Regions from separate parts of the Homo sapiens genome. Here region 1 is linked to region 2. A link is a loop called in an ENCODE intact Hi-C map of the cell type or tissue named here. Cell type or tissue: CD14-positive monocyte. All regions are shown on one strand. Each heading gives the region's core, and the rest is flanking DNA. Links, peaks and the distances in the headings are about the cores only. Region 1 has its middle 170 kb from the start of LINC02815. Region 2 has its middle 85 kb from the start of LINC02815.

What was found. A loop is a pair of places that touch in the nucleus more often than their neighbours do. Peaks named below come from ENCODE experiments on the same cell type or tissue, not always from the same donor. Only the 100,000 strongest peaks of a DNase experiment are listed, where the experiment ranks them.
Region 1: a loop joins it to region 2, with 2.4 times the contacts of the local background. A loop is called at or near these places in 3 of 110 quality-filtered maps.

What each region holds. Positions count from the first base shown.
Region 1 is chr1:228,980,129-228,996,719 of GRCh38, forward strand. No RefSeq gene overlaps it. Among named protein-coding and RNA genes, the nearest start is that of LINC02815, 170 kb to the right of the region's middle. RefSeq lists an enhancer at 9,431-10,181. In CD14-positive monocyte, for the core only: no CTCF peak of the experiment used is centred there; DNase peaks (open chromatin) are centred at 6,363, 10,103, 10,503 and 11,243; H3K4me3 peaks cover 2,339 bases; H3K27ac peaks cover 6,173 bases.
Region 2 is chr1:229,061,328-229,077,918 of GRCh38, forward strand. No RefSeq gene overlaps it. Among named protein-coding and RNA genes, the nearest start is that of LINC02815, 85 kb to the right of the region's middle. In CD14-positive monocyte, for the core only: no CTCF peak of the experiment used is centred there; DNase peaks (open chromatin) are centred at 7,194, 7,514 and 9,034; H3K4me3 peaks cover 1,860 bases; H3K27ac peaks cover 5,756 bases.

The DNA of each region.
Region 1 (16,591 bases), core at 5,757-13,756, 79 kb before region 2:
CCATGCGTGACGCATCTTGATATGTTCTCTTCTTTCATGCTGATCACCACACACTATGGGCCCTTCAGCATTCTGAAGAATGCTGCTCAAGCCAACAGTTTCATCAGGATGAGAACCATGTGCACAGATATTTACAGCTCTAGGTTCTGCAGTAGAGGTTTCTCCTGAGCTGGGAACTGGAGCAGGGAGGCTGGGAGGGGCCACCTGGCTCAGCTGGAGCAAGTGATGAAGGGCGACCCAGGCCATCTGACAGAGGAGGTAGAGCTGGGTGCCGCAAGCCAGCTGGAGGTCTGGGGAAAGGCACCCAGTTATGCGTGGAGGGAAGACTTGGCCCAGAGGTTCCTTCGGATCTTTACTACTTAATTCTTAGAAAGCCCAGTGCTTCTCGGGTCCCCAAGGCCTCAGCACGGGATTCCAGTCTCCTGTGGAATGTGTGTTATTTTGGCTGTGTTTAGATAGAATGAACTGTTCACATAAGTATCATTAAATTATGCATAATAGACATCACATATCAGCCCTCTAGCTGATATTGAGCTATACAGTCATGCACTGCATAAAGATGTTTTGTCAATGACAGGCCACATGTATGACAGTGGTCTCATAAGATTATAATGAAGCTGAAAGATTCCTCTTGCCTAGTGACGTCACAGTGGTCATAACATTGTAGTTCAATGCATGACTCCCATGTTTGGGCGATGTTGGTGTAAACAAACCTACTGTGCTGCCAGTTACATAAAAGCACAGCACATGCAAGTGTGTACAGTACATAATACTTGATAATGATAATAAATGGCGACATTCCTCCCTTGTGTATTTACTATATGCTATAATTTGGATGTTTGTCTCCCCAAACCTCATGTTGAAATTTGATCCCCAATGTTGAGGCCCAATAGGAGGTGTCTGGGTCATGGGGGAGGATCCCTCACGAATGGCTTGGTGCCCTCCTTGCAGTAATGAGTGTTTCTCATTCTATTCCTTCTGTTGAGGGCTGGTTGTTAGAAAGAGTCTGGTACCTTCCCCGTCTCTCTCTTGCTTCCTCTCTCACCAGGTAGTCTGCCCGTGCTGGTGCCCCTTCACCTTCCACCATGATTGGAAACAGCCAGAAGCTCAGCCGATGCCAGCACTGCACTTCTTATGCAGCCTGCAGAACAGACAGCCAAATAAACCTCTTTAAAAAAGCAAATTACCCAGCCTCAGGTATTACCTTATAGCAACACAAATTAATGAAGACACTATCTCATTTTTTTATGATTATTTTAAAGTGTACTCCTTTTTCTTACAAAAAAATATTAAGCATAAAACAGCTTCTGGCAGGTGCTTCAGGAGACATCCAGAAGAAGGCATCTTCATCATGTGATATGACAGTTCCATGCGTGTTATTACCCTGAAGACTTCCCAGTGGCATGAGATGTGGTGATGAAAGACAGTGATATTGATGATTCTGACCCTGTGTAGGCCTAGGCTAATGTGTGTGTTTATGTTTTAGTTTTTAACAAAAAAGTTTAAAAAGAAAGAAAAATAAAAAATTAAAATTTTTGACTGGGCACAGTTCTCACACCCATAATCCCAGCACTTTGGGAGGCCAAGGCAGGAGGATAGCTTGAGGCCAGGAGTTTGAGACTAGCCTGGGCAATATAGGAAGACCTCATCTCTACAAAAAAAAAAAACAGCTAGGTGTGGTGGCATGCAACTGTAGTCCCAGCTACTCGGGAGGTTGACGTGGGAGGATCACTTGAGCGCAGGAGTTCGAGGCTGCAATGAGCTGTCATCGTGCCCCTGCACTCCAGCCTGGGCGACAGAACCAGACCCCATCTCTTTAAAAAAATGTAAATAAAAAAGTTTATCAAATAGGAATATAAAGAAAGAAGATATTTTTGTACCACTGTACAATGTGTTAGTGTTTTAAGCTAAGTGCTATTAAAAAAGAGAAAAACAAATTTTAATTAAAAATTTTATAAAGGCTCAGCATGGTGGCTCATGCCTGTAATCCCAGCACTTTGGAAGGCCGAGGTGGGCAGATTACCTGAGGTTGGGAGTTCCCGACCAGCCTGACCAACATGCTGAAACCCCGTCTCTACTAAAAATACAAAAATTAGCCGGGCGTGGTGGCAGGCGCCTGTAATCCCAGCTGCTCAGGAAGCTGAGGCACGAGAATCGCTTGAACCTGGGAGGTGGAGGTTGTAGTGAGCTGAGATCAGGCCACTGCACTCCAGCCTGGGCAACAGAGTGAGATTCTGTCTTAAAAAAGAAAAAGTTTATAAAGTGTGTAAGTTATAGTAAGCTAAGATTAATTTATTATTCAAGAAAGAAAAACATTTTAAAGTACATTTATAGTAGCCCTAGTGTCTAGAGTTTTTAAAGTCTGCCGTAGGGTATAGTAGTGTCCTAGGCCCTCACATGCACTCACCGCTCACTCACTGACTCACCCAGAGCAACTTCCAGTCCTGCAAGCTCCATTCACAGTAAGTGCTCTCTACAGGTGACCATTTTTTATCTTTTGTATTGTATTTTTACTGTCCCTTTTCTGTGTTGAGATATGTTTAGAAACACAAATACTTACCCTTGTGTTACAACCGCCTGCAGTATTCAGGTCAGTAACATGCTGCACAGGTTTGGGGCCTTGGAGCAATCGGCTATACCACGCAGCCTAGGTGTGCAGAAGGCTACACCATCTGGGTTTGCGTAAGTATACTCTGCGATGTTTGCACCACCACAAAATTGCCTAATGACACATTTCTCAGAGCATGTCCTCATTGTTAAGCCATGCCTGACTGTACTGAGCTATATTGTATGGTGTGGTTCATATTACATGTTGTACATTGCATTGTACATCATACTGTATACTGTGTGTTATATGAGGAGCACATTAATTTGGAAGTACTTTATCTGCTCAATTGCACCAGCATTCCATAATAATCATGCAGGATTGACTTTATTATTGCTGTTGTTATTAAAGAGGGCCTGAGGAAGAACTCCCGCACAAGCCACCTTGCCTGCCTAAACCATCTGAATAAATCTGCGTCTTGGTGGACGGGGCTTTGGGGTGAGGTCCTGTGAGTGATGAGGCCCTCTCTGCCCTGGGATGGTGAAGTCCCATCTGCCATGGGGTCAGGATCGGGTGGGATCTGAGTGCACCCCGAAGCTGCTCCGTCCCTGGGAAAGGGGCTTTGCTTGCTCTGCCGGGGGAGGGAGCACAGACAGAGCAGCCTCCATGGTAGGGGCCAGGTCCTCACTCCTGGATGGGGGCAAACCAGCTCTTCTCTGGGGGGGCTAGGCAGGGAGGAACAGGCGAGCACCTGGAGAAGGCAGCCAGGTGACACCCCCCAGGATGACCCATCTGCCCCTGGAGTGTACATCATCCTGCCTGTCTCCTGATGGATTTCCTGCCTTCTGGGGCCCACCTCCAACCCCAGGCTGTGTTTCCTTCCTCTGAACTCAGGAAGCACTGAAAGTCTCCAAACCATTCCGCTGGCACTGCTCATACTGAATATTCTTAAATTACAAAAGTAAAAAATAAAAAAAAAGTCTAAGACCTGAATTATCAACCTGACCGTCAGCTCCTTTAGGGCAAGGCAATGACTTTTATATGTCTCTTTATTCAGATGTGTCCCCCCAGCAGAAGACAGCTCCTCACATGCTCTCCTTTTGATTGTTAAATTCATAACTGTGCACAGGGTGGATTGCAGCAGTGAGTTCAAGGCAGAACAACAAACAATAATGGCACGTGTATTCCAGGCAAGAGGGAAGCACAAGGCCGAGCATGGTGCCAGCTTGCCTTTAACAGGTACAGTGCTGCGGGGAGGCAGCTAGTGCTGGGACCCAGTAGGGATAATGGGATAACAAAGGTGCTCCTGCATTGTCAGATGCACAGAGAGACATAGCCATCAGTGGTATGCTTTCTCTCCCACTTATTTACCTCCTTTCTGATTTCCCAAAGCTATTTTTGTTTTATTCCCAAACATGACACTTTTCTCCCTTTCTTATTTAGTTAATGAAAACAGAAACAATAACTTAATTATGTGATAGACAGTAAAGAGAATACTAAAGAAGTAGATATTTGACACAAGCTTTGAAAATTAAGTTGAAAAGAAAGAGTACTGCTGTTAATAATCAGCAGCTGTCAGTGAGAGCTATCACTTGAACAACTATCACAAAATCTCCACTCCTCAAAACAGCCCTGCAGTGTAGACATTATCCCCATTTTAGAGGCGAGGGAGTGCCAGCTCAGGGAAGCTACCCTCACAGGCTGGTAGATGTCCACACTTGAATCAAGGGTGAACCAGACCCCCATATGCCCACAAGCACACACAAGCTGATGTGGACTCTGGGAATGAATGAAATTCATTGTAAAATTAGCATATGCAAAAAATTAGCAGCAAAATGCTGCTGCTGCTGCTGCAAAAAAAAATGCATATAATGTAATATACTTTCAATCCAAACATCTTCTGTTTTAATGATCTGTTTTAGCCATGGTTTCACCTTGGAGGGATCTGCTCCATTCATAAAGCAGAGAATTGGGCTGCTGCAGAAGCAGGGAAGCAGGGTTGAACTGGTGGGAGGCAGTGGTGGGGTGGAGGCCTGGTTCCTTGCGTTAGTACACCTGCCACTCCAGATTCCTTAGGACAAGTAAGCCCAGCCTCTGTAAGGTCCCACCGGCCTCCAAGATCCAGGAGCACTGAGGAGGTGCCAGGGGGCAAAAAGGCATCAAGGGACTCAAGGCAAAGAGAGGCTTGGCAATTGTGACGGGTCAGGGTGGGGCAGGCTCCCCTGGTGGCTACAGGCTCCTCATGCTCCACGGAGGGGCAGGAGGACAAGCTGACTCAGGCCAAATGAAGAGGAAGAAAGGAGGAAATGTGGCCACCTATGGATCCTGCCAAGAGATGTGATGGACTTCTCTTCATGAGCCCAGAGAAACTTGGGTTCCAGCATATGCTCCGGTGAGGACCCAGCACTCAGCATATAGTGCCACTGATGTCAGTCTGGCATCATGCGCCAGGGCCTGCACCAGCTGCTGGGCACACAGTGGTATATGACAGAGTCCCTGCTCTCCTAGAGCATGGGGTCCAGTTGGGGAGACAGACACACAACCAATCATGATTTGCTGTCTGCTAAGATACCGCCATGCACAGGGGGCTACATACAGGTGTTCAGAGAAGGAATCCCAAACCAGAGGATTGGAGGAGAATAGATGCCTCATGAATCTCAAAAGACTGGCAGAGGCTAACCAAGCAAAGAGAGTGGAAAGAGCACTGAGGCATGGGGATGGCAGGTGTGGGCAAAGGTGCAGCACATGTGAGGAGGAGTGTCTCAGTCTGCTCTGGCTGTGTAACAAAGCACTGCAGACTGGGGGGTGGTAAACCATAGAGATGTACCATCTTACAGTTCTAGAGGTTGGAAGTCCAAAATCAAGGTGTTGGCAGGCTTGGTTCCTCCTGAGGCCTCTCTCCTTGGCTTGTAGGGAGACAGCACTCTGCCATCTTGCTGAGTCCTCACATGGTCTTCCCTCTGTGCATGTCCGTGTCCTCATCTCCTCTTCTTATAAGGACACTGGTCATATTAGTCTAGGGCCCACCCTCATTACCTCATTTTAACTGAATTTCCTTAAAGACTCTGTCTCCAAGTACAGTCCAATTATGAGGTATGTGGGGTTAGGACTCCAGCCTATAAATTACTGGGGGACATAATATGGCTCATAAGAGTGGGGAAGTGCAGGAGGCTGGTGCACCCAGCGGGAGCTGAGTCTGGAGGCACAAGTCCCGCCAGACCCAGAGCCTGGAGAGACATGCAGAAGGCTCCCACTTTGCCCTGTGGAGGGCAGGGATCTTGGGGGTCACAGCTTGAGACTCAGCTCTTGCACTTGGCAGCTGTTTGAACTTGGGCATGCTGCTTTACCTTGGAGTCATAGTTCCCCCTTTGGGAAAATCAGGATAAAACTATCTTGTGGGATATGTTGTGAAAATTAAAAGAAAATGTTTCTAAAGCAATGTCACGGGATCTGTCAGGCAGTAGGCATATCGGATGGGAAATGTGATGAGGAGAAGCATGAACATGGTGCGGGAGCTCGGAGGAGGCTTTACCAGGCCCGGCAGCCAGGTGGCCGTTGTGCCCTAGGACAGGCGGCACATGGGCGCGTGGGGAGACCCCAGAGGGCTCTTAGGACTGTCTGTGCATCAGGCAGTGCCATCACAGTGTGATCTGTGGATCACCCGCTTGAGCATCGCCCTATGAAAGCGCAGATCGCAGGCCCAGCTCAGCCATCCTGAGTCCGGATGGAACCTGTGTCTAAACTGCTTCCTAGGAGCTCAGTCTGAGAATCATCCTGGAGACCTGCAAATCTGAGGGGTGGAAAGAGGAAGAGGAACAGAAACAGAGCGAATGCAGATCTTATTGTTCGTGCTTCTTACCCAAGGCCTGGGGTAAGCCTTTTCCCAAAAGAGTGGAATGGGGAGGCCCATCTCACTGCACTGCCCGCTCCTGTGACACTGAGAGCGCAGTGGGCAGAGACCCCCAAGAGTCCTGCAGGGCAGACAGGCAGACGTCTGCTCTGTTACTAAGCCATGCTGTGCACCTCCAGCCAGCAAAGTTGAGCTTTTGCCCAGAGTTGGCAGCTCCCCAAGAATCAGACTTGTGGAGAACATGGTAAACGCTGGTCTGCTTATTTTGGGATTGAGGGATTGTGAGGGATCGTGCTTATGTCTCCTTCCAGAAGTTTAATGAACAAAATATTACCATTAGTCAAGCCTACGTGACCACCAGCTGACCAGGACACCTGCAGTTCTTTAATTAAGCTCTAGAGATGAGACATCCCCTACCCTGTGTCCCCTACGGAGTAGTGACCAGACGAGTTAATTTGCCTTGAGTCGTTAACCTGAGAGGACCATTAGCTCTCTGGGAAATGATTTTAATGTGAACCTACTACCTTTTGCTAAGAAAAGGAAGGCTCTGTCCCTTTCACACCCAGCTCAAGAGGAACAGCCAGTCTTAAGTCAAATGCCCATTTCTCTAGTGTGAAGAGTAAAGATGACAGATGTTCACAGGCAACCTCAGTTAGTTCCTTCCCTTGTCGAAAAATGCTGGACTCTCTCACTCCCCCCCCACCCCCCCCCACACGCATACACACACACAGGCGCAGGCACATGTGCACACACACACACACACGAACACAGACATATCATTCGTGTGCGTGCGCACACACACACTCGTATCTTCCGGAGGCCAGCTTTGACACACATCACCTTCTCATAGTAGATGAATTATTGGGTCTATTGCTGCATTCATATCCTCCCTAATTAAATTCTGCTAGCCTGGAATTGTGATCCTTTGGTTTATCAGGAAGCTACGCTCTGCTGTTATTTGCCCTTATGTTACATACAAAGAGAGTGTTAAAAGCTACTTCATGATATACACATCTGACAGGGGGCCAATTAAACACACTGGACCAGGCTGCCTGTTTTGTGCCATTGATGCTGGCTGCAAATTACAAATGAATTTATGCTTTTCATTTCATGCTCAGCATGGTGCTTTCTCAGCAATGTTTCATAAGCATAAGGCCAGGTGCTTTTGTGTGAAAGGAACAAAATGAAATTTCTTTAAAAATGCAAATCCTAATCCAGACTGCCCACCCCTACCCTGGCTTATCCTGACTGGTGGGTATTTACTGTCTCCTGTTCCTGGGGGGTGCTACCTGGCTCTGAAGAGGCCTTTCCAGGGCAGTCTTGAGCAGGGTCAGGGAGGGGTGCTGTGGAGGGGCAACCTCCAGCCGTCCCGTGTGGCCAAGAGCTTTCAGAGACAGGGTGCCCCTGCCACCAGACAGTGAGGAGTTGCAAAAGAGGCAGCTATGGGGGTCTCTGTGCAGCACTCAGCGGGAGGATCCCCAACTCTGTGGCCACGCATGACTGTTGGAGGGTGGGACATCAGCTGAGACTTCCTTACTCAAGCAGAACAGAAATATTTTCATAATATGGACTCATTTAAGGTAAAAAATGTGCCAGGCCTTATAAAAATATAAAGATGAATCTAGTTTCTGACCTTCAGCAGAGAGACACACAGATACACCAAACGGGCAGAGGACACAGCAGGAGCTGCAGGCTGCCTGTGCTGGCATTGTGGAGGGACCTCCCCCGCACCCCGGTAAACGCGGAGAGCAGGGTACTCTCTAGGGCAGGAGCCAGCAAGCTTTTCCTGCAAAGAGCCAGGTGGTCTACATTTCAGGCTGTTGCAGGCCTCGGGGTCTTTGTCGCAACAAGTCAACTCTAACGTGATAGAGTTAGAAGGCATCTATAGGATGAGCATGGCTGTGTTCCAATACAATTTTATTTACAAAACAGGTGGTGGGCTGTGGGCGGCCGACTCCTGAGCTAGAGGGTTGGATCATTGCACATGGTTGCAGTCCATTTTCAAGATATTTTAAAGGTAAATTGTTATTTCTAGCTCTCTGTCTCTTCTGATACTATTAATCTACTAGAATAATTTTTTACAATGATTTTTTAATTATGAAAGACATACATGATCACTATATAATTATCAGAAAATAGAGGTAAACAAAAAGAAAACAGTCACATTTCTGAGCTAGTCTTCATCTTGCCTCTTCCTTTTCTCTACTCGCAAACATCCCTCATGGTCCCACCCACATGCAGGGAGGCTCAGCTGGCAGGAGAGGAGGGAGGGCCTGGTGACCTCGGCTGGCCCCTCATGTGCTGCTGGTCCATAGTGAGGGTGGAGCCTCACCAGTGTGGCCACAGGCATGCTCACAGGGAGCTGTCGAGTTTCTGCTGAAGTCCGAAGTGACCCACTTCAACCCGCCATGGTCTCTGTGAACCCTGGGATGGAGTCATTACTCTCCACATGGTTGGAATTCCTACTGGGGTGACTTATGAAAGTGGAACAGGCCCAGCTCCATTCAGTCAACACGTGTTAAGCACTGATGGGTGCCAGGCATTGTTCTAGGCACTGTGGCCAACAAGACAACCTAGAAGCTTTCATTCTTGTAGGGGAGGTTAATTATAAACAAATCAACAACAAAAACTATAAAAATGGTTATCTAAATGTTGGATGGTAATGGTTGCAAATAGTAGAATGGGAAGTATTTGGCAGCACGGATGAGATGGAGTGATGCCCTCCCATTGGGTGGTAAGGGACTCCTCCGAGGAAGGGAGGAGGACAGGCGGGTCTTGAAAACACGGAGGGCAGAGCATTCTAGGCAGACAAAGAGTACATGCAAAAGTCCTTCAGCAGCACCGTGTTCATGCCCTTGAGGACAGACAGCAGTCCCACAGGCTGGATCAAACGGACTCACGGCAAAAATGAAAGAAGTTAGGTAGGAAGTCAGGGCCTTTAGACTGTGGCGAGGAGCTGAGATTTTATTCAAGAGCCATGGGAAGCCAGCCGAGGATTTTAGGCAGGAAAGCTGCATAACCTGACTCCCATTTGTGAAAGCTTGCTCCTGCTGTTTTTGGAGAACAGACTGCAGGGACGAAAGGGAAAATGAGGAGACTCTTTGGCGGCTGCAGGAGGAGGTGCTGATAGCATGGACGCCACTGTTCTGATGTCCCCAGAGATGGGGAGCTGGTAGGCTTTTCTCTCAGCTCTGGTAGGGGGTGGTGCCATTCACTGAAATGGAAAGATGGAGGAGGTTAGGGTGGGCTGGCGCAGAAAACAAGCGTGGGTTATGGACAGGACAAGCCGGAGGTGCCTGTTAGCACCAAGAAGAGTCAGGAGCTCTAGCAAGAGGACTTTTTAACCAGTCTCAACTGAACACCTGCAGTGTGCCAGGCCCAAGCTGGCCCCATCTGCGGTGACTGCCCATGCCCTCTCATCCTCCTGTCCATGTGCAGCCTGACCCTAGCACCACCCGCTGGCCTGGGATTATCAGGCTGAGCCTGCCGCCATGAAGTCCTCCAGCCTCACCTGACCAGCCCCAGGCAGGATGTGGCGCATTCACGGGTAAACAAGTGAGGGAGGGACACTGGAGCACCCCACAGAGCATCTGGGGCCCTGCAAGGCCATCGCAGGCCCAGCTGTCTCTCTGGAAAAATGCCATGGACACTCTTGATCAGTCAGATGTTGGCAGTGACACTGCTGTCTTGCTTCATTGCATTTGCAAAATAAGCAAAGTTTGTAGTGCTCCCTGTCTTCTACGTGTGAGCGGGTGTGTTTCTCATCAACTCACTGCAGTTACAAAACCAATTAGAGCTGTAAAATGTGGAATGGCCTCTGTGTGAACAGCCTGGGACATCCTCAGAGCTCCAGAGCCCACTGCTTTGATGTCAGAGCTGGGGGTGGGGTGGGGTGGAGTGGAAAGGCCATGGGAAGGGAGCCGGCTCTGAAACACGTGGAGGCCAAGGTGGTAAGGTGGTAGTGATGTGGAGGCCTTGCCGATCAGGGGCCCACACACCGCACCCTGGCAGGGGAGGGCCGGGGGCTTTCTGTGCCTCACCCACAGATAAGAAGGAAGTGGGAGCCAGTGCCAGTCCCTCAGCTTCCTCCTTGCAGGCCTTCTCTGCTTGCCCTTTCTCCACATTTGGCCCAGACATTGAAGCTATGAGCCACATGGCAGGAAGTTCACAACTGCTGTGCTGACAGAAGCCAGAAAGGAGGCTGTTTTCTGGAAGCCTGCCCTGTGCAGGCCTGACAAGAGCTGGGGGAAGTTAGGAGGCCCTTGATGGGACCACGGCCATGCATGACACTGGGACCTCTTGCACTAGGAAGACATCCTGTATCATAAAATTCAAGGAACTCCGGAGCTGGCAAGGACTGTGGCAGTCATAACGTTCAATGTCTTCATTTCCTGGGTCTATGACGAAGACCCAGGAAAGTGAGGTGACTTTTCCAGAAGAGTGACAAAGGCAGAACAAGAACCAATTTCCTGACTCTCTATCCCAGAGCCCTTCACCAGTGACGGTGGGGATGCTCGCAAGCCTCCCAGGCCAGGGCTGCCCAGGCTTACTCAGGTCAAGGCCGTCAGAGGAAAGAATTATCTCTGCACCACCCCTGTCGCAAAGGGACAAGGCTGCTCTCAGATGGAGGCAACCTGCTGGGGACTCCTGCCACCCCAGCCCTGCTGGGCTCACCACACCCACTGGGTGTTGTATACACGCGTGTGTGTGCATGTATGCATGTGCATGCATATGACTGGGATCACTGATTCTGTGGCGTTCCAAGTCTGCGTGGTTTCTTAGAATCCATTATTGATTGAGGGGCCTGAAGAAGATGAAACCCATACGTTGCACCGCAAAGTTTTTTGCACTTCCTTATTCCAGGAGATGAGTTCGCAGATCCTTTCTTTGGCGAAAGGAAAGAAAACCACAATAGATAAAGCAACTTTCTTAGATCACACAGCATATTCACAATGGAGCTGAAACAAGTAAATTAGCTGGACTCACATCTCCAAACCTGAAAAAAACATAGTCACCTCTTTAGACATCAGATGAAGTATAAAGAAAATAGAAATAAAGGCAAAAGTACTACAGCTGTATTTCATGGGGACCCTGACAATTCTCATCAGATACCCGACTCCTGAGGTGTTAGTTCTGAAAAGTGGGCCAAACACTTGGCCCGGAGTTCACCTTTAAGGTTAGTTTAGCAGACTCTGAGAAGCACTAATTAAGACGTGTTAAGCAAATGAAACAAAGTAAAACAAGACAGTTATACAGGCAAATATGTTTAGGAAACCTTTGGTAAGCAGAACTAAATGGATTCTTTACAGCAGGACCTCTCCCACTCTCGAATGCTAACATGCACTGGGACTCTCCAAGAATAAGGTAGAGCAAAGGATAGTTTCTGAATTTATTTGACCATGGAATATTCTTCACCCATATCTCTGGTTGGTCAGAGGTTTTGCCAAAATGACTTTGGAGAGAAAATGTTGTTTTGATATAGTTTTCCAATGCAACCAAATAGGAATGGTCCTGTTTAAGAATGGAAGAGGTGCAGGAGTTACAGAATGGCAGAGTGAGGCCCTCCATAAGCCTACTCTCCCATTAAAATAACAGAAACACTAGGAAATGGTCAAAATAAACTGTTTCAGAACTCTGGAAATTAACCAAAGGCTGGCAACAATCTGAGGGCGTTTATTCAGGAAAAACTGTTGAACCTTGGTAAGAGCAGAAAGGTTTGTGACACTTGAACTTGGCCTATTCCCATCCCATTCTACCCAGCCCCTGTTAGCCATGATAACTAGCAGCCTCACAACCACAGGAATGGTAAAAACCAGCAACTTTGCAGCCACCAGAGGAAATAGACTGGGTTTGAAGCTCCTCAAAATGTCCCATCTGCAAAGCATTGTCATTATTTAGCTGTCCTTCCGACTTCTGGAGAAGTCCCATTTACCAGGCATTGTTGAAATTTGGCCTAACAGAGTTCACTCTGAAGAAAAACTCTATACCCAGGGGATTGGTCAAAAACCATCAGCAGCAATTGTGTATCACTGCAGCTGCCTGAGGCTGCACTGTCAGGTGGGACAATCAAGAGTCTGGCCAAAAATGTAACAGGAATAGCTGGGGAATGATGTTTCCCTGTGGGGCTTTGAAAAGCTCTGACATATTCCCAGGGATCTAAAAGGCTATCTATGCATGTGTGCAGGGTTGTGCACAAGCCCAGAAAAGACCCAAGAAGGTCCCAGTCTCTCAGCTCACCCAATCTCTGGCTAACCATAAGGCTCTGCACAAACAAGAAGTAAAGGTTAAAGCAGGGTTGTAAACTGAGCATTGAAGAGATGCCCCAGCACACCCGGGGCCCCTTGGCAAAGGGTGGAAGATCTACTGGCTCAAAGCATTTAAAGAAATTTCTGGCAAATCATTAGCTGACCAATAAGGTAACTGAACAGAAACGTCAGCAGTGGCACAATATACTGTGATGGCCATTATAAAAAGACGAAAGATAAACTGTTGGTGAGAATGTGGAAAAAAGGGATCCCTCGCACACTGTTGTTGGGAATGTAAATTAGTACAGACATTATGGAAGACCGTATGGAGATTTCTCAAAAAACTAAAAATAGAACTACCATATGATCCAGCAATCCCACTTCTGGGTATACGCCCAAAGGAATTGAAATCAGCATATCAAAGAGTTATGTGCACCCCCATATTCACTGCAGCATTACTCACAATAGCCAAGATATGAAATCAACCTAAGTGTTCATCAACAAATGAATGGACAAAGAAAACGCAGCATACAAACACAATGGAGCATTATTCATCCTTTAAAAAGAAGGAAATTCTTTCATTTGTGGCCACATGGATGAATGTGGAGGACATTATGTTAAGTGAAATAAGCTAGGCGCAGAAGGATAAATACTGCATATTCTCACTTATATGTGGAATCTAAAAACAAAAAGTCGAACTTATAGAAATAGAGAGTAGAATGATGGTTACCAGAAGCTGGCTTCCTGGGGGAGACATTGGTTAAAAGGTAGAAAGTTTCACTTAAATAGGAGAAATAAGTTTTTAGATATATTGCACAGCACGGTGACTATAGTTAATAATAATGTATATTTCAAATTGCTAAGAAAGTAAATTGTAAATGTTCTCATCACAAAAAAATGGTAAGTATGTGAGATGTTAGGTATGTTAATTAGCTTGATTTAATCATTCCGCAATGTCCAAATATATCAAAACTTTACATCATACTCCATAAATATATGTAATTACTACTTATCAATTTAAAAAAATGAAATTAAAAACAATTTCATTTATAGTAGTATCAAAAGGGACACATTTCTTAGAATAAACTTAACCAAAAAATACAAGACTTATACACTGATGACTACAAAACATTGTTGAAATAAATGAAAGGCCTAACTAAATAAATAGAAAGATTTCCCAAGGCCATGGATAGGAAGACAATATTATTGAGATGACAATTCTCTCCAAACTGATCTATAGATCTAACACAATCTTTACCAAAATTCTAACCAGCTCTTTTTCAGAAATTATTAACAAGCTGATCCTAAAATTCATGTGAAAATGCTAGGGACCCAGAATAGCCAAAACAATCTAGGAAAAGAACAAACTTGAAGTTTTCACACTTCCTGATTTTCAAACTTATTATAAAGCTATAGTAATCAGACCATATGGTACTGACATAAGGAAAACATAGATCAATGAAATGTAATCGAGTGTCCAGAAATAAACCCTTTATTTATGGTCAATTGATTTTTCAGAAGGGTGCCAAGACAACTGAATGGGGGAAAAATAGACTCTTGAACAAACAGTGGTGGACACAAATAAACAGTGATGTCCACAAATAAAAAAGTAAAGTTGGACCCTCTACCTCACGCCATACACAGAAATTAACTCAGAATAGTCACAGACATAAAGGTAAGAGCTAACGTCATGAAACCCTTTGGAAAAAAAACAGAATCTGTACGATCTTGATTTAGGCAATGGTTTGTTACATATAGCACCAAAAGCACAAACAACAAAAGAAAAAAATAGATAAATTGAACTCTGTCAAAGTTAAAATTTTTGTGCTGCAAACAATACTATCAAGAAAGAGGAAAAAAATAACCCACAGAATAGAGGGAACTATTAGCAAATTCACGTATAGCAAGGGATTTATATCCAGAGTATATAAAAGAATTCTTACAACTCAATAATAAAAAGACAAGTAATCCAATTAAAAATGGGCAAAGGATTTGAGTAAACATGTCTCCAAAGAAGACATATGAATGACAAATAAGAACTTGAAAAAAATGCTCATCATCATTAATCATCAGGGAAGTGCAAATCAAAACCACAATGAGATGCAACTTCATGCCCAATAGGGTAGCTATAATCAAAAAGACAGAAAATAACAAGTATTGGCAAGGAAGTGGAAAAGTTGGAACTCTCATACATTACTAATGAGAATGTAAAATGGTACAGCCCCTTTGGAAAACACTTTGGCAGATCCTCTAAATGTTAAACATAGACATGACCCAGCGTTCCACTCCCAGGTACATATGCAAAAGAAATGAAAATGTATGTCCACACAAAACTTGTACATGAACATTCATAGCAATATAATTCATAGTAGCCAAAAAGTGAAAACAACTCAAATGTCCATGAACTGATAAATGGATAAACAAAATGTAATATAACCATAAATGGAACATTTCTGTTTCTTGAAAAGAAATGAAGTGCTAATATGGATGAGCCTTAAAAACATTATGCTGAGTGAAAGAGCCAGACATAAAGAAGCACTTTATGTCCATTTATGTGAAAAGTCCAGAATTGGCAAACCTAAAGAGACAGATGTATATTAGAGGTTCCCTAGAGCTGGGGAGGAGGTTAGGAATGGGAATGACTATTCATGGGGTGGGGTTTCTTTTTGGGGTGACGACAACAACCTAAAATTACACTGTGCTAGTGGTTGCACAACTCTGTGAATACACCAACAACCACTGAATAATACACTTTAAATGGGTAGGTTTTATGATTTGTGAATTACATCTTATTAAAGATGTTTTAAAAAGCAATGGAAGAGGTTCAAACTAACCCAGGTTTTTGTTTTACCAGGTGCACACATGCATTCTAGCTTACCATGGGAGAAGAAAACCTATTCTTCTTTGTGAGATACTCTGAAATCATACTATGCTTTGCTGCCAGAGAGCTGACTAGAGAATAGCCCAGGAGCCTACCAGGAGAATCAACACGAAAAAAAACACACATTTTCCGTGGTGTTTCTCAGACTGGCTCTTTGCTTTTTTCTCTTTCAGCAACCTAGCATTCTCTTTTTATTTTTATCTCAAGCACATAATAACTCTATTAATTCTCTCTAAGTATTTCCAAGTGTAAGCCCTGCTGTGCTGCTTTAATGAGTAGATTCATTTATAATTAGCATTCATTTGAAATCAATATTTTTCTTGCATCCTTTAAAATCTAACTAAAATGAACCTTTCAGAAAAACATCTGTATTAACACCCTCCTGACTAGGCAATCTTAACTGTAGTCATTCCTTCATTCTGCACACTGGCAATGCTACTATGAACACCTTATTCAGTATTAATTTATATTTACTCACAGGAACACACCATTTAGGTAAAGGGGACAGTGGTGGTTCTTAACTGTGGCTGTAAAATTTTGATGTTCTTCTTATTGAAAGGCAGGATCTATGGCCCCCTCTTTGAGTGTGGGTGACCTTGCAATAATTTGCCTAACTGACCGTGGTGGAGGGGACACTGTGGGACTTCGAGAGTAAGTCAAAGTCATGTGGCTTCCACCTCGTTTTCTGGAACCTTCACTCTTGGAGCTCCAGGCTGCAAGGCAAAAGTATGACTTCCATGAGGCCATGATCCAGTGGGGAGCCCCAGCCCGTGGAGAAAGCACAAGGCAATGGGCTGGTTAGCAAGCCAAGCTCAGCTCAGCCTTGTGAGTATCAGTCCAAGCGCCAGCCATATGGGGTGTCAGGGGATTCCAACTCCTGGCCATTAGCGTGTTCTCAGCTGAGGCCCAAACACGGTGGATCAGAAACAAGCCAGCTCAGCTCAGCCTTGTCCAAATTCATGAGCCACAAAATTCATGAGGATCATAAAAATGGTTATTGGATTACTAAGTTTGAGAGTGTTTTGCTGTGCCACATTAGATAAGAGAGGGCACTTGGAAAAGGACTTCTC
Region 2 (16,591 bases), core at 3,965-11,964:
AAAACACAGAAGCTGAGTGCAGTGGCAGGCACCTGTAATCCCAGCTACACAGGAAGCTGAGGCAGGACGATCACTTGAGGCCAGGAATCCAAGATCAGCCTGGGCAACATAGCAGAACCTCGTCTGGAAAAAAATTTAAGTATATGGAAGGATGTTTGTGGGTTATATGAAAAAGAAAGAAAGAAGATAGAGAAGGAAGGAAGGAAGGAAGGAAGGAAGGAAGGAAGGAAGGAAGGAAGGAAGGAACGAAGGAAAGAAGGAAGGGAGGAAGGAAAAAAGGGAGGAAGGAAGGAAGGAAAGAAGGAAGGAAGGAAAAAAAGTATAAAAGGAAGGCTTTGTCCTGGATCAGTGGCTTTCAAGTCCTCTTTTCCTCCCACCAGTGGGATCCTTTTTAGTAAGTGAAATAATTGCACACAACCCCCAAACACATAACAGATAAGAAAGAAATACTCTGGCAGCAAAGGGGAGGTGGGGTGGACAACCTTGACCAGCCTTGTCTAGGGTGTCCCTTTCCTTCCCTTGCACCTGCAGGCGGCTCCTGAACACAAGGCTGGGTAGAGCACTTGAGCACTGCTGCACAGGGGAGGAGCTGAGGTCTCTTTCAGCTCCTACGTTCTGAGCCTTCATCTAAGAGGCCTGGCCCTTCAGTGGCAGCCTGGGGAGTGGGCAAGCGTGGTCTTCACAATCGCAGTCAGCCCGTATCCCTAGTTGTCCTTCTCACCCTCTGGTTTCCTGTGCAGACAAAGAATCGAAGGGGACAGAGGGCTTTGGGACTCTGGGCTCACTCCAGGCCCACTTTTCCTTCCATTACCCTTTCCTGTGCCCTTTGAAGTGCCCTCTCATCTGTGCCCACCTGAGTAGAGCCCAAGGGAGGAGAACTGAGCCTGACTCCCAGGGGCAGGGGGTTGCTACAACAGGATGGGCAGTGAGAGGTGGGCAGCCTCCCCTAATGTGGCCTGCTAGTGCAGGATGCCCCTGCCAACACATAGGCAGGGCCAGGTGCCAGGACCTCAGCTGATCATCCCAAAGCTCGGGCCAGCAGCTGGCAGCCAGGAGGAGTGTCATAACTCTACTAAGTAATCTGGAACAGAAGCCAAGGGAGTGGCTAGCCCCTCAAATCGGGACCTGCGGGGATGTGGGGCCCTCAGACGCAGACACTGGCATGCAGGAGCACTGGGAAGGGGCCCAAGCCCAGAACTCCCGTGGAAAGCGGGGTCCGAGTTGAGCTGGGAGGGAGGGAGTGGCTGGCTGTGCTTGTCTCCATTCTCTCATTCTTTCCTTCAATAGGGGGTCAGCAGGGCACACAGCTTCCCAGCTGGAGACCAGCACTCCCAGTCTCCCTGGGGGCTGCGTGTGGCATTGTCTGAGTTCCAGCTGATGGGATCTGAGCAGAAGTAGACCAGGACAGCTCCTAGGTACCATCTCTTACAAAGGAAGGGGGCATCCTCTACTCCCCCTGTGCTTCCCATGGGCTGCAGGTGCAGATGTGAGCCACCCAGGGGATGACAGAGCATCAAGAGGGGAGGAGCTGGGGTCTTGGGATGGCCTCATGCATCCAGCCAACCTGCCAGGACCGCCCTGCCTCTGGACTGTTCTGTGAGAGAGAAATGAAAGTCTATCCTGCCTGGCTGCCCTGGTGCCCTCACTCATATACAGGACAGGAGAGAAGAACAGGCTTGAAGCTGCTCCCACATTTTTTCCAGTCCCACTAGTCGGGAACAGAAGCTAGGACTGTGACAATGCAAGATGCTGGGGAGAAGAGGGAGGCCAGGAGAGGTGCCCCTACTGGCCAGTGTCTCAGTGCCACCTTAACATTGTAGGGGTCAAGGGAAAACTTTCCCTTCGCTCTCTGAAGGTTTGCTGAAAAATCAACTGACAAAAGGCAGATCAGTAAGAGAAAAGGCAGACAAAGTTACTAACATGCACAGAGGAGAAAATCACAAAGTGATTACCCAGCCACCCAGTGGGGTACATCTTGAGGTTACAGAGACAAGAAGACTCAGAATATGACCAAAAACAAGCATTGGAGGTGCAACAGGTTATGGTGACAACACAGGTTATGGAAGGGGGAGAAGAGGAGGCCTGGCTAGCAAAGGTCACCTTGTTACATACAAGAAACCCCACAGGTAGCAGCCCTCAGAAAGCATAGATGGTGAATGTTTCTTTCAGATCTTTAAAGATGTCAGTTCTTTAAAAAAGAACCTCAGTTAATCTTTCCTAGATCCAGACAAGTGAGGGCCTCCGAGACAGCTGCGTCAATCAGATTCTCTGCAGGTGCAAATTTCCCCACAAATGACAGCCTTGCAGGGCTGCTTCTGTATGCGGGCTCTGTGAACAGCAATCTCAAAATGTGTCAAAGAAATATATTTTGGGATGAAATATTTTGATTTTCTTCAATATGCCAGTGAGACCCCTGAGAGCCCGGAGGTAAGCCTGGAATTTACAACTACCCTGGATGGCTTCTGCCCCCTCCTATTTTTGTCCGTCTTCCCTCTCCACTGGCACTCACTTGACCTCAGACTTACAAAATCTCCAAGGTGTCAGCTATTTGATTCAATGAATTAATCTGAGCCAAAGACAAAGGGCCCCAAAAAGGAAGCTCTGTCCTATTTCAAGTTTGCTACCAATGATTTAGAACTCATTGATGTTGAATATTGTCTCTTTCTTTCTGTGTATATTAAGAAAAGAACATACTTTTCTACTTCACTCTATTAATATGATATATTATAATATATGAAATCATTTTTATTCATTCTGAATTTGCTTTGTTTTCCTTGGTCTCAAGGTACTAAAAAAAGAGCCCAAGGCCAGTACTCGGTGCTTGGACCCTGGGAGGTGAAGTTTATCTGCTCTGGCAGCATGAAAGGCCAAAAGGGAAGCATTTTACTGATTTTTTTTATGGTTAGGACTAATTGGTAATCTTCCAAGATAGATCAACCTGGATAAAATGATGATTTCCTAGAAGGCAAGAAATCCTTGCTTGATAGTATTTTTTGTATGAGAATTCACTGCTCACCACAGGAACTTTCGTGAACAAGAAAAATATTTACTTAGATGAGACCCAGGAGATTATTCAGTTAAAACAAAAAAGGTCAAGGTCTAAGGTCTTTTTTCTGGCCAACAGGGCACCATGAAATGCCCAGAGACCTGTCTGTAGGATATGCAGTTGAACAAGTTGCAAAGATTCCAATGAATGAGTCAGAGAACAGAATCCTTCACTGCCGAGAGTGGTCCATAAAAGAGTTGTGCCTACTTTGATCTGGGAATATTCGCTCTCTAATCTGAGAGTTCTATGGAAGCCTTGACTTTGAGGTCAGCGTCATTTGTTTTTATGTTTAGGGTGAGGCAAGGCCTGACAAGGCTCCCTGGAGAATAGGGTGTGGCCAGATCAGAGGCACGTTGACCAATTCCCAGCCCTTCCTCCCGTAAGAATCAGCATGAGGGAGAGAGCCCAGGAGTGAGGAGGGGGGTCTCAGATTGCTGGCCTTCAAGTTACAATGCCACCGCATCAGCAACGGTGCATCAGCAAGGGAAGCAAGAGCAGAGGGGGAACAGAGCCAGATGATGGGGGAAGAGAGAACATGGGGATGAAGAGCAGGGAGCAGCCATAGAAGCTGAAATTAGGCCACTGTGGAGGTGGCACGTCTGAGAACACACCTGCTTGGGCCGCGGGGCGGGGGCTATGAGAGACACATTCTGGGGCTTAGCTCTGCCTTTTTTTTTGGTGCTACCCAAGCAAAGTAGCATATGGAAGAGATTTGATTTCTCCCCAAATGTTGATGCTAATTTTGAAATCTTTCTATTCTAACAAGACATCAAACTATATAATAGGAGGACACACAGATTGCTCCCCAAGTGACAGCTTTCGAAAGAAAAGCCCACATGTTCTGTACGATGTTGTTCCAAAAACGGGTGCTAAGTGGGATGAGGTGCCACCTCGGCACGTCTACCACCTGAGGCTCCAGAGCGGCAGGAGGCTGTGGCCAGGGTTCGCCCCAGAAGCTGCATGCTTCCTAGGGTTAAATGTCATTCTAGACTAGGAAGAAACACCTGATGGTAGCATCTTCTGCCAGCAGGACTTGATTACAATCTCTCCAGAGAAATCTACCTCTCCAGAGAAATCCCTGTAAGGGTGCATAGCAGCCAAACAGCAGTGAAAGAAATGTCTAGCACACTCATCTTCAGAGTCCATGTGAATTGCACTGTGATTTATCTTAGATGTCAACTTTAGTGCATGGGAAAGAGAGGAGTGAAAATCAAGATGGAACTTGTCAAAAGTTTCATAGTTGAAGAGCCAATCCAGCCTCCTTTCCTCCCTCCCTCCCTCCCTCTCTTACTTCCTTTTTCCAAGTGCTGACCAGTAGGATACTGCCAACTTCCAAATTTTAATTCTCTAAAATGCATTTTCTCCTTCAGTTACAAAGGAGCCATCTCAAGGATCAGAAAAAGTCTCTCTGGACTTTGCTCCCATGTATGCAACCGAGTGGCATCTGTTTGCAGAGTGTAAGATGCCGCCTCAGGCGGCCCTGCCACCCTTCAGGGCCAGCCCTCTGGCCCCTGTGTCCAGGCTGAGAGCATGACCACAACACATGCAAGTGTCTTTCCCTGCAGCCCAGCCTCCAGCCCATGCATGCCTTTCCAATCAAACCTTCCCACTGGGGGTTTGTATAGAGAGAACTCTTTCTAACTATGCTTCCCCTCTACTCTCATACCACAACAATCATCAAACACAGACAACTTCTGTGGCCATATGTGAGTTTTTTTTACCACATGCTCCAAGCAGAGGATACCAGCTGGGTGTCCTCTATTTGAGTTCCGACACTATCTACATGGAGATAGTGTCAGATCCCACAGGTTGAGGGCTCAGTTCCCAAGACTGCCCCCCCACCAAACACACCAGTCGTAAGTCCAGACCTCCAGAACTTCTGACCAATCAGCTTCAAGAGGGGATCATGGGTGCCCTTCTTTGGGTTTGATTAATTTGCTGAATTGGCTCATAGATCTCAGGGAAACATTTATGTTTACCAGTTTATAATAAAGGATATTGCAAAGGATACAGACGAAGAGACGAGTAGGGCGAGGTATGTGGGAAGGGGTGCGGAGCTTCCATGCCCTCCCTAAGCGCCACGCTCCAAGAACCTCCATGTGTCCAGCTATGGGGAAGTTCCCCACACCCTGTCCTCTTGGGTTTTTATGGAAGCTTCGTGACATCAGCATTCCTTTCCCCGCTTTACAGGGTGGGACCCTCATAGGAGGTCTCAAGATGCACAGTCAGAAAGGCTGGGGAACATTTGAGTGGGAGGAAGGCAGGAGAAGGTCTGAAGCCTACCCGTGAGGCCTAACACACCCAACATTATAATAAAAGACTAACGAGGGCTATGGGAGTTATTAGCCAGGAACCATGAATGAAAACCAGTATCTGTCATAACACCATGGGGCTACACTTGCATTCACCACCCTCTGTGGCCAGCTCTGGCAACTTCTCCTTATTAGAAGTGAATCTCTTGACTGAGGTACACGTTTTTAAGATAAGCACCCTGGGAAGGATGGGAAACCTGAATGTCTGAACTCCAGAGGCTGCCCCAGAAAAGAAACCCTCTCCAGCCTCATCTGCTTTTTGGAGGCCACAGAGACATTCCCAGACCAAAGCAAGCAGGCCAGGAGCAACTTTTCCACTCCAGCCCAGAGGAAGCATCGCTTGATGTTGAGAGTAAGCTTTTTCCTTACCCATATTCTGTACAGAGAAGACCCACTTCTTTCCAGCTTCCATGCATTGCCTAAGCAGCCTTTATAAGCATAATAATGATGATTACAACCAAGATCACCTCCTCTGTGCCCAGCCCTGTCCTCAGCACTTTCTGTGCTGTATCTACTGAAATCTTATCACCACCCTGTGAAGTGGTCACTAGGATTCTTGTCATACAGAGGAGGAATGGGGGCTTCAAGAACTTCAATAACATTTGAGATGTCATCGTCCAGGGCACAGAAAGTATTTCAAAGCCAAAGCTCCACATGATTACATGATTCAGTCTCCTCAAATCCTGCATGAACACACCACCCCCAGACAGAACAGAGGAGCTGCCAGCCTCCAGGTTCTCCAGGGCTCCTGACCTCCGAGATGCGTTCTTGGGCTGTACTGGTGATGTTTTAAGCCACAGAATTGGCCTTGGATGAAGAATGTCCCAGAAGCTCTTCCCTAAGCCACATGGAGTGGCCTTCTCTGTCCTCATCCCTCCTTCTCCCCCCTGTCTGCTTTCTTGTCCCTTGCCCCTGTCCCTGTTCAGCTCTGCAGACCTGCTTCTGCACATCTCCAATCCAACACTCTGCTCCTGGCTCCTGACTTCATATATTTGAGTGTTGTTTTCTAGGTCCTCCTCCAGGCTGTGCATCAGGACAACAGTGGTCCCCTTCTCTGGCCCTCGTGCCTGCTCTGTGCCTTGCCTGGCCACCAATGCACCAGCCAAGCCTGTCCGGTAGTGCGGAAGCCAGCTTCGGGCAGCTGAGCAGGACAGCTGCTGACTCCCGGGGAAGTGTCTTGTAATTTCCACACATTCACCTCCATGACCATTGTACTTTCCTCCTCCCAACAGTCCTGGGAAACAGGTACCATTATTCCCATGTATATGGTAAAGAAACAAAAGCTCAGAGAAGCTGAGGAACTTGTCCCTGGTCTTACAACTCCTGAAGGGCTGCATGTGTCCTTGCACCCGGGTCTGCTGAGTCCAGTGCTCTTGGTCTTTCTGCTTTCCTGCTTTGCATAAACACCAGCCCCTTCACTGAGGCAGGGCAGGGCAGGCAGGAGCACACTCTAAAACAAATTCAAGTAGAAGGACCCCTCGGTAATGACCCTGCAATATGGTCTGGCACTGACAAAGCTGGAAGAGTCCTGGAAGCCAGGCAGAGAAGCATTGGAAAGAGGCAAGTTGAAGCTGAGTGCTGAGGGCTCCAAGGGTTAAGGAGTATTGGAAAACAGTGGTGGGGGTGGGGGGCACGTGCACACTGGAAGGAGGGACACGTGCAGACAGACAAGGGGCTTGCACAGGGATCAGCATTCGGGTTTGATCTTAAAGGCAGTAGTGGGGCAGGGAGGGTTCTTGAGGAAGGAGATGATGTAACGAAAAGTTGTGAGAGGAAGACTGTGTGGTCAGTTGCATAAAGAAGTGCTGCAGAGGGGGAAAGCCTGCAGTCCAAGAGCAGCCGGGAAAGAGAAGGTCATTGCAATCATCCGGCCTTTGCCAGGAGGAAGTCTCTTGCCGGGTAGATGAAACACCCACAAGTCTTCTCCCTAGTTTACCACATGATCTATCTGATGCAAAAGATAGGAAGGCCATAGCTAGGAGCATGAGAAGCCAAAATGTCTTGCATTGCCCCCCAGTCCAGGGTACACAGCCCATCTCAGTTGCTGGGGTGGGGTGGGGGAAAATGAGAGTCCCATGGGAGGGGGACCTCACATTGTAGCTCTTTCTGTCTCTGCCAGTTACAGGAAGAAGCTCTGAGGTTTTGCTTCTCTGAGGGTGACCCACATGCCACTGGCATCAGAAAATAGAGGAAGATCTTCAAAATGTGCATTCCCAGGCCCAGCTCCAGCACTGCTGAATTGAAATTTCTTGTGGGTGGTGAGAAGATCCCAGTCATATAAACTTTAAAAAAAAAACATGATTTTTTAAGAGCAATTTTTTAATCAAGGTTCACTAGAGAAATAGTCAATAGGAGATACAGAGAGAGAGAAGATGATAGATAGATAGATAGATAGATAGATAGATAGATAGATAGATACATACATACATACATACATACATACATACATACATAGATGATAGATAGACAGACAATAGATAGCTAGATGATAGATGGGATGATAGATAGATGATATATAGATAGATGATAGATAGAGAAATAGATACATAGATGATAGATAGATAGATGATAGATAGGATGATAGATGGAATGATAGATAGATGATATATACATAGATGATAGATACATAGATAGATGATAGATACCTAGATAGATGATAGATACATAGATGATAGATACATAGATACATAGACAGATGATGGAATGATAGATGATAGATAGATAGATAGATAGATAGATAGATAGATGATAGATGATAGATGATAGATAGATTAGATAGATAGATAGTTGATAGATGATAGATTGGTAGATGATAATTAGATTGATAGATAGATAGATGATAGATAGATAGATGCTATAACATCTGTGTGAAGGCTTTTGTGTGGTCAGAAGTTTTTAACTCATTTGGGTAAATACCAAGGAACACAATTGCTGCATCATATGGGAGGAATATGTTTAGTTTTGTAAGAAATCACCAAACTGTCTTCCAAAGTGGTTGTACCATTTTGCATTCCCACCAGCAGTGAATGAATTCTTGTTTCTCCACATCCTCACCAGCACTGGGTGTTGTCAGTGTTCTGAATTGTTGCCATTCTGTTAGGTGTGTAGAATCTGAACTTTTAACAAGTTCTCCAGGCATGTCTTACACTTTCTAAGACTGACAGCCACTCTGCAGAGGTGTATCCACTATTTGAGAAATTGGGAGCAACTTTGCTGAAGAAACTGGAACTTCAGAAAAGCAGCCCCAGGATCTCTGGAACTTCGGCTAAGGTTCTAAGTCTCCCAAAGGACCTCAGGGTCTGCATTTCATTTTGCTCTGCACGAGGTTAATAACCACCAAGTAATGCCTCAGCCTGGGGGATCAGAAACTCCTGGAACCTACCAGAAAGCTTGTGAAGAGTCCTCAGGTGATGGGGAGGGGTTGCTTTATTTGATTGGTTTTGTTTTTGAAAAGGCTAGGTTCAAACCTCCAAATGTATATTCCAGCCACCATCAGCCCATACACAGAATGCTTTCAGCTTTGGTCCCTGTTAGTTATTGCAGGAACATAAAGCAGCCACCATGCACAGCAGCTTCAATCTCAGGCACTCTGTGAGCTTGCCAGAGTCATGGTCCCCGGCCCACCCCCAAGGGCTGGGTGACGCACGAATCTTGAGTCAACAGTTTCCAGCACTGAAGAGGCACTGGCCTTGAGCCAGCTATCTCCAGCACATGCCCAGTTGCCCCAGGGCTCATGCTTTATCCTTGGAGGGCTTGGCAGCCTCACGGCCTGCTCTTGTTCAGCTTACTGAGTGTGGTGAGTGCCCAGCTTCCCTTTCAAGGGCTGAGCAGAGGCTGGTCCGCCTACAAAGTTAAAGCAACTTTAACTGAACTGTCTTGCAAAGCAGTCCCAGGATCTGTTCATACTCTCTGGACATTAATTGCTCTCTGTGGTGGGTGCCCCTTCTTTTTTTATTATTATTTTATAATTTTATTTTATTTTAATTTTTTTTAGAGATGAGGTCTCACTCTGACACCCAAGCAAAGGGCAGTGGTGTGATCATAGCTCACTGCAGCCTCCAAACTCCTGAGCGATCAAGTGATCCTCACACCTCAGCCTCCCAAGTAGCTGGGACTACAGACCTGCGTCACCATGCCCAGATAATATTTTAAAATGTTTTTTTTTTTTTTTTGTAGAGACAGGGTTTTGCTTTGTTGTCCAGGCTGGTCTCAAACTCCTGGCTTCAAGCAATCCTCCCACTTCAGCTCTGGTTGATGGGAAGTAGTGGGATTTGATCTCAGTTTTCTGTTCTCAGTTTGTTCAGTGTGTCTAGGAAATGGGGCTGATGCATCTAGGATAGATCAAAAAGAATGCACTCATTTCAATACAAATAAATTGCTGCAGCCTCATTCTGCTAGGGAGGTGGAGTCCTGATGCTTTCCCCCAGCTACTCTGGAGAACAAGACCAAACCAATCCCTCCCTCTCTGTGTGGATCAGTTTTCATATTATTGAGGACACAGTGCACCTCTAGGGGATTGTGGGGTCACTTCGGTACCAAGCCTAGCTCAGCAGATTTAATTTAAGACAAGCCTTAATAGGCACATCATAGAGGAGAATCTGCCAGACAGACTGAAATCTGGGAAAAAGATCTGTAGGTGAGGCCACTAAGACCCCACTGCAGCCTGGGGAAAGGAGAAACTCATTTTCCCCCACCAGGCCCTAAGACAGTCTTTTAGGGTAGAATAGACTCGCCAGACATGGGATGCGGGGAGCAGAGTTGGAGCCTGGTCCCTGCTGAGAGCGGTGTGCTTTAATCCCTTCATTCCTTTGGACTTCTATTTTCTCCAAAGAATAGTCAGTGCAGCCAAAATCTAACCCAGGAAGTGTAAACTCCTCTGCCAAATGTGGGAGAGCCGCTTAGGATGACAGTGATGGGCCTGCTGTCTTCATGAAGGATGTCAGTAAGACCCTACAAGAGCAGAGCCCTTACTGGTGGCCATGAAGCAATCCCAGTGTTTGTCTGGACCCTCCTGCAAACCCAGCTGTGCGGCTCTTCCTGGGTCTGGGAAGCCAGGATTCAGCTTATGACAAAGAGAAGTTCCTGGTCATGGGAACTATGGTCATGACCATAGTTCAGTTGTTCATATATCTTGTGTGATTTTCATTCAAAGTGAAAGCTCAGCCTGTTGTAGGCAGGAAGCAAGCAAAGACAATGGCAGAGACCTGATGAGTTCGCCTGCTGGGGCTGCCCAACACAGTGGCCCAGGCTGGGTGGGAGGCTGAGAACCAGGCGTTGGCAGGGCTGGTTTCCTCTGAGGCCTCTCTGTGGCTTGGAGATGGCCATCTCCCCACGTGGGCTGTCTCCCTCACATGGTCTTCCGTGTGTGTGTGTGTGTGTGTGTGTGTGTGTGTGTGTCCTCATCTCTTCTTATAAGGACAACAGTCGGATTGGATTAGGCCCCCACTAAAGACCTCATTTTATCTTAATCAGCTCTTTAAAGGCCTTGTCTCCAAACAGTCACGATCTGAGGTGCTGGGGGTTAGGACTTCACCATGTGAATTTGAGGGGACCCAATTCAGCCCCTAATACCTGATGAGCTTCTCTCTTTGCTGGCATTTCCACCCCCATCTCTCCCTCACTCTGACCTCTCCAGGACTACAGCAGGGATGGGCAGCGCTGTACCAGGCAGGGAGGGATTGTGTTTGTCAGCCTGAGATCCAGCTTTGGAATGCTGGCCATGGCCTATGGGAAAACTGTCTTCCTCTCAGGAACGTCTTCTTGGGTCCCTGGGGAGCCCTCTCCTGATTTCTGGGAACCTCTCACCCCCTGCTCTCTTGATGAGGGTGACACACCATCCATGCAGTCACCATCAACTCCCGTTCAGCCCTAGATTCTCAGAGGCTCACCTCCACACAGGGCAGCCGGGGGACATTCTCTGAGGAGTGTAAAGGGCAAGGACATGGAGGAGAGCCTGGGCCTGCTCTGTCACGTCCTTTCTGCTGGAAACAAAGGTGCATCCCTTCCCAGGGTGGACAACTTCCCACCAGCACCCTTGGTCTCACTCCCTCTCCTTCACCCCCGAGATTCCATAGGCCAGGGCAGACCAGTCCACTGTGTCCCCATCAGTGCCCCCACTGTGTCTGCCCAAGGCCCATCTCCCTAAGCTGGAGGAGAGAAGATGTTCTCCACCCTCCCCACAAGGAGAAGGACTCACTGCACACACTCCAGAGAATTCTTGTCGGGGCGCGGTGGCTCACGCCTGTAATCCTGGCACTTTGGGAGGTCAAGGCAGGTGGATCACCTGAGGTCAGGAGTCCGAGACCAGCCTGGCCAATGTGGTGAAACCCTGTCTCTACTAAAACTACAAAAATTAGCCAGGTATGGTGACACACACCTGTAATCCCAGCTACTCGGGAGGCTGAGGCAGGAGAATCATTCGAACCCAGGATGCAGAGGCTGCAGTAAGCCAAGATTGCACCATTGCACTCCAGCCTAGGTGACAGAGTGAGACTCCAAAAAAAAAAAAAAAAAATTCTCCAACTGCCCGAGGATCTCCAGCCTCTTTTCTAGGATGGCACCACACTGGGTCCAGAGACCTCTGGAGCTGGCTCCCGTCTTTGGAACATGGGGGTGCTGGCTACTTACTGACTTGTGCCTCATGTGAGACTGAGGCAGAATCGCACAAGTGGACATAGAGTGTGGAAGAATAGCCGATGGAGGCTTAGGAGGGAAGGAGGGGAGGAGGGTGAGGGGTAAGGGGTTACTCAATGGATACAGTGCACATCTGAGTGACAGTTACACTAAAGCCCAGACTTCACCACTGCACAACATATTCATGTGACAAAACTGCACTGCAGCCCTTAAATTTACACAAATAAAACATATAAAAATAAAAGTAAGTAAATAAATGCACATTATCAGGGTGGAAGCGGGGTGGGCAGGGAAGCTTGGCTCGGCAGTCACTCTCTGTGGGAAGCGTAATGGGTGGCTGATAGGACAGAGGCAGCTTTTTCCTTCCTAAACATGGGGCTCTGGGGCCAGGCAAGCCAGCACCGTGGGCTCAGGGCTCTGTGGGCTGAAGACCTTCACTCCCATAGGCATGGTGAACCGAACCATGCTTTTCTATGGCATTTGCTCAATCCTATTCAAGGACAGACCAGTTAAGGCAGCAAAACATCATCACATTATGGACTGGGCATGGTGGCTCATGCCTGTAATCCCAGCCCTTTGGGAGGCCGAAGCGGGTGGATTACTTGAGGCCAGGAGTTCAAGACTAGCCTGGCCAACATGGTGAAACCCCATCCCTACTAAAAATACAAAAATTAGCTGGGCATGGTGGCACACGCCTGTAATCCCAGCGACTCGGGAGGCTGAGGCAGGAGAATCGCTTGAACCCAGGATAAAGAGGTTGCAGTGAACCAAGATCGTGCCTCTGCACTCCAGCCTGGGCGACAGAGCGAGACTCCATCTCAAAAAAAATAAAATAAAATAATCACATTATGTTTTAATATGATTAATAATAATCACATAAAATGTTTATAAATACATAAAGTTCAAAGGAAAAACACAAGCCTACAGGCAGGAGAGAGCACGTGTGAAGGAGTAAGGAAGAGGAGTGGGCACCCCAGCCCACAGGAGGGCAGAGGGAGCTCAGAGGCGGCCGGGGAGGCCACACTCAGGAGGCTGTGTTTTATCCGCGGGTGTCCTTCTTCCAAGGGTTGTGAATCTGTTCTGAAATTGCCTTAAACATACTAAATCTAACGCTCCCTATCTAAATCACGGTGTTAAACCTTCCTCAGCTTACGGCATCATTCCTGATGTTTCAAGCTAACAATCCCTTTTAGGCTTGTCTGTTCTTTTACGGAGGACATGCTGTATGTCTTTTCTAATCCCAGAATACTAGGATCCTTTTTCCTTGATTAGAGTCCCTGGCTTTCCTTTTCCTCTCTCTCTGTGGATGGATGCACCAAGCAGCAGAAGTCCCAGAGCCTCCACGTTGCTCACAACTCCCTGGATGCCTCTCACCAGATGGGCTTTCTCCAGTTGGTCTCACTTACCCTGACTGTACTCTGGTGTGGAAGGCAAAGGAGTGAAGAGTGAAGAGAAGGCCAATCTCAGAACCCTGGCCACGCCTTTAGTTACGGCTTTTCCTTTGGGGGGCTGGACTTGAATAAGCTTAAGTTACCATTTCCTCAGTTGGTGGCCCAACACCATCATCTACCCAGATGAGGCTGGCTTTCTCGTGCAGACATTCATTCTCCTCTGTCCCCTTTATCCCTGCCCCCAGTCCCACCCTCTCATCATCACACTCTCTTACTATGGATCAGCACCCTCCCGCCCTCCCGCCATGCCTGTCTGTGTGTAAGTGTGCATGCACGTGTGGCTACCAAATGTGTAGTATTGCTTGGTATATATTTGGTTTACATAAATAATTTACTGTCTGCCTCATTATTTAACTTTCTTCGTTCAGCATTAGGTTTTTGAGTTCTGTCAACGTTGAAAAACTGAAATTTAGTTCCTTCCTTTTGTCTCCCCCAAGGTCATTTAGATCCAAGAAGTCCCTTGTCCTCACTCTGAGGGGCTGGTGCTTGGGGAGGACAGCATCTAGGCAGAGTCATGAGAGAAGGGAGGTCCCTGCTGGGAGAGAGGACAACACGAATGAGGGACTGGGTGTGTCACCAACAAGGTACACTCAGAAGAGAAATACTCAAATTACAGCAGGGAAGATTGAGATCATCTGTAAAAGAGAACTTCCTGGCATCCAGGCTTACTGAATTCTGGACTTGCTGGGAGCTGTAACGGGCCTCTGTCTCACTGCCTTTAAACAAAGAGCAGCCTTTTTTGCAAGCAGACTAACCAAATGGCTTTCCCATCCCATTGTTTTCTGATTATTGAATGTTCCATGGACAGCAAGAGAAAAATTCCAGCAGGTCTAGAACAAAGGGATGGGAATGGTGGAGTACACCCAGGTTTCCCTGGTGTTTCTGAGATCCCAGGAAGTCTCCCCTGGGAGCATCAGCCAGGGTGCCCTTCTGAGCTCACCAGGTGTTCACCACACTATTTAAGACAGTAGTCTTAAGAGACACTGTCTCTGACACACTGTCTGTACTTTCAGGATACAACGTATGTTCACTGAATAAACCTTGGATATACTCTACCTCCCATTCCATTTCTAAAGCCTAGCAGTATTAGCCAATATTCGCATTACCCTTGGTCTACTTATTTATTCATTCATTCAGCAAAGATTTACTGGGTTTGTGCCAAGCCAGGAACTGTGCCATAAGCTCAATGGATAGATAGAAGCTGTCCCTACTCTCCGATGATTTACATACAATAAATAAGTCAGGCAATTACCTGTGCCAATGAAATATGGTAAGCTAAGTCAAGGGAGAGAGGAAATTCTGTGGTGTGTAGAGGGCTGATGTTTTGGAGGGGGTCAAGGATGGCGTCTGATTCTGGCAGGGTGACATCCAAACTGAAATGAGAAACAATAATCAGGTTAAACAAAAGGAGACAGAAGAGCAAGGATCCCAGGCAGCAGGAACAACTGATAGGAAGGCTTGGAATCAAGGGAGGTGGCGAGGATGTGAACAAAGAAGAGAACGGCTCCCAGCACCTAGGGATGCTGCTGCAGAGTGATGACAGAAGAGACCAGGGCCAGATCCTAAGCTGCCTCAAGCATTGAATTCTATCCAAGGGCAATGAGAAGCTGTTGAAATGTTTTCTGCAAGAAAATGACATCATGATCAGATATGTGTGTTTGCTGCTGTGGGGAGAAGATATCGGAGAAGGGCAAAGACAGGAGAGCAGTTAGGGATCTGTTTCAATAAACTAGACCTGGGTCTAGTATGTACCAGGCCCTGTACAGGTACCAGAAATAAAACAGTGAGCAAAAAGGGAAAGACTCCTGTTTTCGTGGAGCTTACAATTCAAAGGGGGATCCAAAAATCAATTGACCACAACGGTGAATGTGTAGTTATAAACAAAGGTCAATTTTCCAATGGAAAAGAACAGGATTCTTTGACAACATTTAGCAAAGGAACCTGCAGTGAGAAGTAATGGTGGTATGGACTGAGGTCTTTCTGGAAGGGAGAAAGAAGTGAAGAATGTCCTAGATACTTGGGTGTAGAAGGGGAAGGAGGGAGGAGTGAAGGGAGAGGACATTTTCTGGCTGAAGTAGCTGGGAGGATGGAGGTTTTATTCTGAGCAAGAGAGATCTCAGATCACAGGAGGCAGAGCTGACTCTAGTGATGGGCACATGGGGTGTAAGCACCCACAGCCATCCAGAAGGAGCTGTCCGGCTGGCAGGTCAGTATAGTTCCAAAGGTCGGCAGAAGGGGATGAGGTGTTGTCAGTTCACAGGTGGAAATAAAGCCTTGCGGCTTGATGAAGTTGCTCAGCAAAGAGGAGGAAAGAGCAGAGGAGAGACAAGAAGAGTTCCTACCGCTGAGCCCTGGGAACACAGCACTTAGGGGATAAATGGAGTACAAAGGAGGGCCTCTCAACAGGAGCCTGAGGAAAAGCAGGGAGAGCAGGGGAAGAAAACCCTGACAACTGGTTGTCAAAAAAGGGTGGGGGTGGGAGTGTTTCAAGAAGTGAGAGGAATACTGATTCAAACGTTGCCAAAAGAAAAGTCAGACTAGGACCATGAAGTAAGCCAGGTAAGCCGGGAAGGACAGAGGCCTTGTTTGAGCACCACTGAAACTCAGGGCCTCCAACAGGTCTGGCACATCCCAGGCAATTAATCCAAGTTAGTCGCTGCCCAAATTTCTGAAAGAAAAATGCAGACCTGTGTGAGAGCAATTCCAACAGAGCGGTGGGGTGACTATCAAAGAGCAATGAGTTAAGAGGTAAGAAAGCAGAGATGCCTGGTGTGGACCCCGCTTTCAAGCAGTTTCCTGTGAATCTGGAAAGAGACAACAGTAGGGAGGACTGATTTAAAGACCACCCAGAACCACGATGTGGAAGCACGTTCTGGGGATGAGGCCTGGAAGACAGCATAGTTGAGGCCTATCTTTGAATCCAGCTGCCACTCACTTATTGGATAACCTAGGTTAAAACCTCTCTAAGTTTCTGTCTCCTCATATACGAAATGAAGATAATGCTAGAACATTTCTTATAGGTTGGAAGAACTGAATGTGTAAATAAGTAGAAAACACTTAGCTATTGATATTATTACTTTTTTTAACATTGTTCTGGTTATATGGTGATCAAATAGTTGTGAATGTGTTCTGAAGACTCTAAAATACTG